Linked DNA regions of Homo sapiens: region 2 is linked to region 1. A link is a contact called in ENCODE Hi-C or POLR2A ChIA-PET data. All regions are on one chromosome and are shown on one strand. Each heading gives the region's core, a stretch centred on a gene start or an enhancer-like site at or near the end of the contact. The rest is flanking DNA. Distances are from core to core; before and after follow the strand shown.

Region 1 (3,503 bases), core at 961-3,460:
TACTTCTAGGACCACCACAAAGACACACATAGATACATACACATCTATGTGTATGTAGAGAAAGACCCATTTACAAATACAAACGTACAAATACACATATGCATATCAAAATCACTTCAGAATTAGGCACGATACAAATCATAAATAAATTTGTATACACAGTAACCTACAAGCTGGTTTTGCCCTAGCATACTCACAAATGTACACAAACACATACGCAAAGATAATACTTACCTCAAGGTTTGACTGTGAAAAGTAAATGAGATTATGTGAATTCACAGTAATTTCTGACACATAGAAACCATGCTAATAAAGGTTAGCTCTTGATTACATATATAAAAATACATATATTATACATTATATTTAAATTTGTATCCAACTCATATTAATATACACCTTCAAAACAAAATTTCCTTTTCAGTCACTATGCAGAATATCATGGAAATTCTAGACTGTGGGAGCCAATAACAGAACCGGTAGTGTGGGGTATGCTATTGTAGTACAGGGGGAGGGGAGGGGAAATCCTACTGGTAAGAGGCTAGTAAACAAGACTTTTCAGATCCTTTCTGCTTGGGAGAAGGCCTAGCCTTGGAGGGAGCTGAGCTGATGAGTATTCTTGGGAGATCAGCCAAAGGAGTTTCTAACGTTATTGGGTAAGGAGGAGGGGTTGTCCTCTCTCAGTAGCCTTGGGCGAGAGAGTCCCCAGAGTCCCAATGAGTTCAAATCAGCCAGAAAATCCTTTAAAGTATTTATCCTATAGTCCCACAGCTTGGGGAAAATCTGATTAACTCCATCTCACCAGATGGGCTTTACAGTGAAATGTATAGCTGGTTTCTAAGATTCAAATAAGGTGGGAAAACAGAGGAAGAAATAACGAAATGTGAGTCATAACACATCCCTGTGTGTACAACTTGGCTCTGCCATCAATTTGGAGCAAGCCACAGCTCTGTGAGGCTCAGTTTCCCCAGCATATAAAAGGCGAATAAAACTGTCTCCTGTCCAGTTGGAAGAAGGTGCTTTTATTCCCTCTCAAAAGGGTGCCAGCCACAACACCTCCCACTCAACGCTGGAAACTGCTCAAAGAATTTCTCTCGTATTTCCCTGCTGCGGTGACCCTGGAGGGGGTCTTTATCCACCAGACTTCTTTTTGGATATTCCTCCTTTCTTTCTAGGGCCAAATATTATAACTTCAGAGCTCTTTTAAAAAAAATCAGGGATCTGGTTCAACTCTTCCCTTTTAAAAGGATAAATTGAGCCCAGAGCACGTCTTAACAAGGAACCATGTGTTTTACTCACATACAACTGCATTCTTTAAAAATCAAGGCAACCTTTTGAGAGACCTAGAGAGATTAATTCCATATCCTCTCTCACCCCACCGCTTACACGGAAAGAAGCTTGGGGGTAGGAAGGGGATTGCGCAGATCTCGTCCAGCACTCTAAGCGTTAAATTCAACCCGGAGTCTAACAGGCTATTGGCCGAATACCGGGAGAAGATCTGGTTTTCGTAGCCGCGGGCCAATGAACACCTCGAGTGGGAGGGTTTGAAGATACTAAGGAGTTTTCCCCCTTTTTTTTTCCCCCTCAACCCCCTCCCATCGGCTATCACCCCTCCCATCCCCCACGCCTCCAGTTTGTTAAATTAATGCAGTAAGAAAGTCTGAAGATCTGAAGGAGTCTTGACCAAGGGAAGATGAGCGAGCTCAGAAAACCGAGATGCATCTGAGACATTGGGCTTCAGAGCCCCGCGGGGTAGCCAGGGACCCCGGTAGCCCCTGAAACTTGCCCTGGGCTCTCTGACGCCTGCGGCCCCGAGCAATGGGACACCTTTTCTGCAGTGATCACAACTTATTCGGCGGGGACCGGGAAACAGGAATAGCAAGGCGACAGCAGACCCGCACAGAGGCAGGAGAACGAGATTCCGAGACTGGATTGCGATGCGCCAGCCTGGCACACTCTCCGAGATTTAACTGAAGGCAGCGCCGTCAACCGCTTTCCCCTCGCCCCTAACCCCCTCAGGCCGGCCCAGAGCCATAAAGCTCTGTTCTCTTTACCCAAGATGCTCGCCCAATCCAACGGTCCGAGGCCAGCGCTCTGATCTCCACAGAAGATTTTTTTCCTTGCAGGGAGCTGGCCGTTTAAACAGAAAAACAGGGGTTTAAAAAAAAAAAAAAAAAAAAGGAAATATACCCACCCCCAAACGTGCCTCCCCAGCGCCGCAGGGAGCCAACAGACACGCTGGAGTTTAACAAACAGCAATACTCTTCGCGCTCCTGAAAAGCAGGTCTGGACGCTCTCCGTGGTGCTGAAACGCCTCGCAGCCGCCGCTGTCCGTGGTATCTACGACCCCCTCGCTCCAATTTCCCCTGGGGCTCTCCCTCCGCGCCCCTGTTCCCCGCCTCCCTTTAACATCTGGATTATTTTTTGCAATAGCGCTTTCTGGTTTTGTAAGTGCCAATTTGAAACATTTTTGCCCCCATAACTCGTGGACTACAAAGCACAAGGACCTGAAAAATGTACAGCTTCAATACTCTTCGACTCTACCTTTGGGAGACCATTGTATTCTTCAGGTATGCAATTTTCTACTGACCACATCGCTCTGATGGAAATGGGGGGAAAGAGTACGGAGGCTACCTCTGTCCGTGGTCCCATCATTTTGGGGAAGAGGGGTGCTGTATTCCACTGCAATCGGGTCCTTCCATCCCCCGTCTCCCTTCTCCCCCCTCCCACCCCCCGCCACCCACCCCACCCCCGCCCGCAGGGTGTCTGGCTTGTGCGTGGAGGTCTGAGACAGTCGCTGTTCTGGCAGCTGTTTGCCTGTTTCTTACGGTTTGTTTGTCCTTCTGTCTGCTACACCCCCCACTATTGGTCCCCAGCCCCACTGCATGTTGGCTTTCACTCGGCTGAGGACTTTAAAGGGAAGCTTTAGGAGTTACTCAGTTTAATTAGGACTGCATTCTCCCTAACCGCAGTGCCGAAAACCTCAGCTTTCCCGTCTGGGAGCCAAGTGACAACTAGCGGTGACGGGGAAGGTTGCACTCAAACTCGCTGGACACAGATCATTTCATTTTCTGTCCTTTTTTGCTGTTGTTTTCTTTTTCTGCGAAGAGGGAGGGGGATTACTAAGGCTGAGTGCTTGGAAACAATAGTATTATAACCTCAGTGTGTAAAGCCCTGAACTTGGGTGCAGAGTGGATCTATTTAGGAACATACTGGGAAACATTTCCCTTTTGAAACTTTGACTGCCTCTTTCCCCAACCCACCTTTCCAAACTCTGTTAGCTGCAGATCCTGAACTCATGAGCAATCTTCATTTGCTTTGTTTTTAAATTTATGCTTATATTTGACTCAACAGCTGAGTTATCCCATCCACTGTCTCTCAGGTTAAAATTTTCTGCCTGAAGACTTGTCTTTCTTATGTTAGTAGAAGTGAAAAGTGAAAAATCACCTCTTTAAGAAGCATTGAAATAGATAGTCCTTTAGTAAGTGTGTGAATCATACCATCTT
Region 2 (3,275 bases), core at 408-2,907, 34 kb before region 1:
AACAATCAAGGAGAAATGCAGTGGCCTGTTTCATTCATAGCATCCCCGAAATGTAGAGTGGGAAGGAAACCCTGGTGAGTTTATCCTTGATAAGTAACCAAAATAATACTAAGAGCAACTGTTAAGGATTTTACGTATATTATCTCATTTAACCCTCACAATCCAGTAGTGTAAGCTCTGTCTCCATTTCACCGCTAAGGCAAGTACATCCAGAGATGTTTACTTCTTGCCCACACAGCACAGCCAGTATTTAAACCCAGATTTAACATCAAATCCTGTTCCCACAACCTCCACACCACATACTGCTTTACTTTGGCTAGCCTCTGGTTGAATATCTCAGCTGCCAGGAGATTTACTACCTCACAAGGTGGCCCAATTCAGCATCTTCCCGAATTGAATATTCCTCCTTGTAACTTTGTCCAAAAGACCTCCAGGGGTGTCCAAGGGAGAAAATACAATTATGGGTTCTTAGTTTCTGATTCTGGTTAGGCCACCAAAACCCCTCCCTCATCCCTCTTTTTCACTTATCACTAGAGACAGAAACTAAAAACCATGGCTTTCAGGCTGCTAAAAGTCTAAAACAAAACAAAACAGAACAACAATAAAAATAAGGCAGGTTGGGCAAGCTTGATAGACTCTGACCCCACCTCCACTCACCCACAGTGTGTTCCATCATCTCCTCCTTCCCTATGGCAGCCCTTCAGAAGTTTAAAGTCATTGATCACCGTGAACATTCTTACCTCCAGGGGAAAAGCCTCTCTCATCCTTTTCCTTGTTCTCCATATGGCAAGGTCTTCAGCTCCTTCCTCTCTTACTCACATTCTTCAGAACACACTCAGGTTTGACAATGAGATTCTTAGAGAACTGAACCCATATTTCCAAGTGTATCCCAGCCAGAAGAGAATGCAGAAGGACCATCTCCTCCCTTATTCTAGGCTTGCTACTTCTGTTAATGCACTCCAAGAGCGGCTCATCTGTATCAGCAGCCGGGTCACATATTGGCTTATGATGGACTTGCTCCCAAATAGCTAGGACCTCTCTAGATATTTTTCACACATGGCCTTCTTAGCTAGTGTGTGATCAGCTGAATTGTTCAACAATTAGTTGGTTCTAAGCAGAATGCAATTAAATAGATCCCACCAGACAAAACCACCAAAGAAAACTCCAGTGTTCTATCCCACTCGAAATCCTTTTTTCTTCATGAAGTGACTGTTATCAGTTGGTCCAACAGGAATAGAACATCCTGTTCACCAATAAAATAATCACTGCTCCTTATAAGCCCTGAGGCCTTTGTTTTATCAATCATTTCCATGTCAGTAACAAAAACTACCATTTTAAGCACTGACTATGAGATACGCTCCAGGCAAGTTGATTACCCTAACACTTAATGATAATCCTACACGTTCAGCATTATAATTTCCTTTTTCCGGATGAAGAAACTGAGCCACAGAGGAGTTTAGTGACCTGCTCAAGGGTTCACAACTGTCTTAACCTTTTTTTTTCCTGTCAGTGCCAGGTGTATTAGTCCGTTTTCACGCTGCTAAGAAAGACATACCCAAGACTGGGTAATTTATGCAGGAAAGAGGTTTAATGGACTCACAGTTCCACATGGCTGGGGAGGCCTCACAATCACGGTGGAAGGTGAGGAGCAAGTTACATCTTACGCTGCTGGCAGAAGGCAAAGAGAGATCTTGTGCAGGAAAACTCCCCCTTATAAAACCATCAGATCTCATGAGACTTATTCACTATCACGAGAACAGCACAGAAAAGACACGCCCCATGATTCAATTACCTCCCACCGGGTCCCTCCCACAACATGTGGGAATTGTGGGAGCTACAATTCCAGATGAGCTTTGGGTGGGGACAGGGCTGAGATTCAAACCCATCTTTGGTACTGGATCCAAAGCTCACACTTTTTCCCCCACAACACAATGTCTTCCAAGTCCAAAACTTCCTGCATTGGCCCATACTGGGCTGACAAGTTTCTATCTACTTACGTAACTTCTTATTTGATTGTCACAAACACCCTAGGATTTGGGGACAGGATAAACTAAAGGACTTGTGCAAGTCCCAAGGGCTGGTCTTCTTTCCGAGTTCTCACTGGTTATTCTCTTCTTGTCCTGCATCCAGGCACAGAGGCCCCTCATTCTGCCTTGTTAATCTATGTTCTTGTTTCTTGCCGAGGATCTCAGAGCTCAGAGGGCCTCTGCAGGTCAGAGGGTTGGAAAGGGCCAAGTTACTCCCCTGCAGAGAAAACCAATCAATCTTATGTCGACCCACCTGCTCTCAAAAAGAGCAGCTGATCAGCCACAGCTGATAAAAAGGAGGTGATTTAAAGGTCAAATGAAGGCTGGATGTCTATCTGCCCTCCTTTTGTGACAAATGTATCTGAGATGTGAGCACAGTGAGATGGTGTTATTTTAAGATGGGTGGCTTATCAGGAAGACTGAATTCACCCAGCCTGTGTCAGCTCCATTTTATAAAATGCAGTGTCCAGGAGTTACAAAAGGTAAAGCAATGGGGTGAAATGAGCACTGGAATAGGAGTGTTTTTCCAGAATACATATCAAGGCTTGGCACCAGCTACTGGTCTTTGGGCCTACTGCTTGAGCCCTTTGAGTCTGATGTGGTTCATCTTTAAAATGAGATTATACAAGCCACCATCATAACAATGCTATGATAAGAAAGCAGAATTGCCTCTTGGATTCCTAGTCTCGTGTTGTACTATACAAGAGATGCAAGAACCCTCAGAAAGCAGCTAGCAAAGCTGGTTATAATTAGTGTAATCCTATAATCTCCTCCAATCCCCTAGCAATCACCAGCACCTCTCTGAAACCTCAGTTCACCAGGATATAGTCTAAAGACCAGCTACCTAACAGTCCATTTTTGAAATGGGAAAACTGAGGCCCAGAGAAGTGAAGTGACTCAAAGCCTTGAAGTGAGTTTATTACAGAATCAAGACTAGAATGCAGGACTCATAGTTCCAGTTTAGTGCACTTTTATTTATTTTTTTCGACAGGGTCTCACTCTGTCACCCAGGCCAAAGCATAGTGGTTGATCACAGCTCACTGCAGCCTCAACCTTCCAGGCTCCAGCGATCCTCCCACCTCAGCTTCCTGAGTAGCTGGGACTACAAGCATGTGCCACCACATCCAGCTAATTTTTTTTTATTTTTTTCTTTGTACAGTCAGGCTCTCATTATGTTGCCCAAGCTACAATTTCTAATATGACATGCTAGTATGGCTTGTTCCTCTTTCCATGTGTAACTATATGTGT

The links. A loop is a pair of places that touch in the nucleus more often than their neighbours do. ChIA-PET counts read pairs that join two places held with the same protein, here RNA polymerase II (POLR2A).
Region 2: a map of Calu3 shows a loop between it and region 1 (4-fold over the local background). The contact joins the promoter of LINC01933 here to the promoter of GLRA1 in region 1. A Hi-C loop is called at or near these places in 1 of 168 maps with a recorded cell type or tissue (Calu3). POLR2A ChIA-PET finds 5 or more read pairs at or near these places in 2 of 52 experiments (Panc1 and activated T-cell).

The regions. Positions count from the first base shown.
Region 1 is chr5:151,923,558-151,927,060 of GRCh38, reverse strand. It overlaps GLRA1 (glycine receptor alpha 1), which reads left to right and starts at 2,210. Exons shown (of 9, transcript NM_000171.4): 1 at 2,210-2,567. The coding sequence starts at 2,512. RefSeq lists a silencer at 1,718-1,930.
Region 2 is chr5:151,957,280-151,960,554 of GRCh38, reverse strand. LINC01933 (long intergenic non-protein coding RNA 1933) reads right to left here and starts at 1,657. Exons shown (of 3, transcript NR_109876.1): 1 at 1,601-1,657.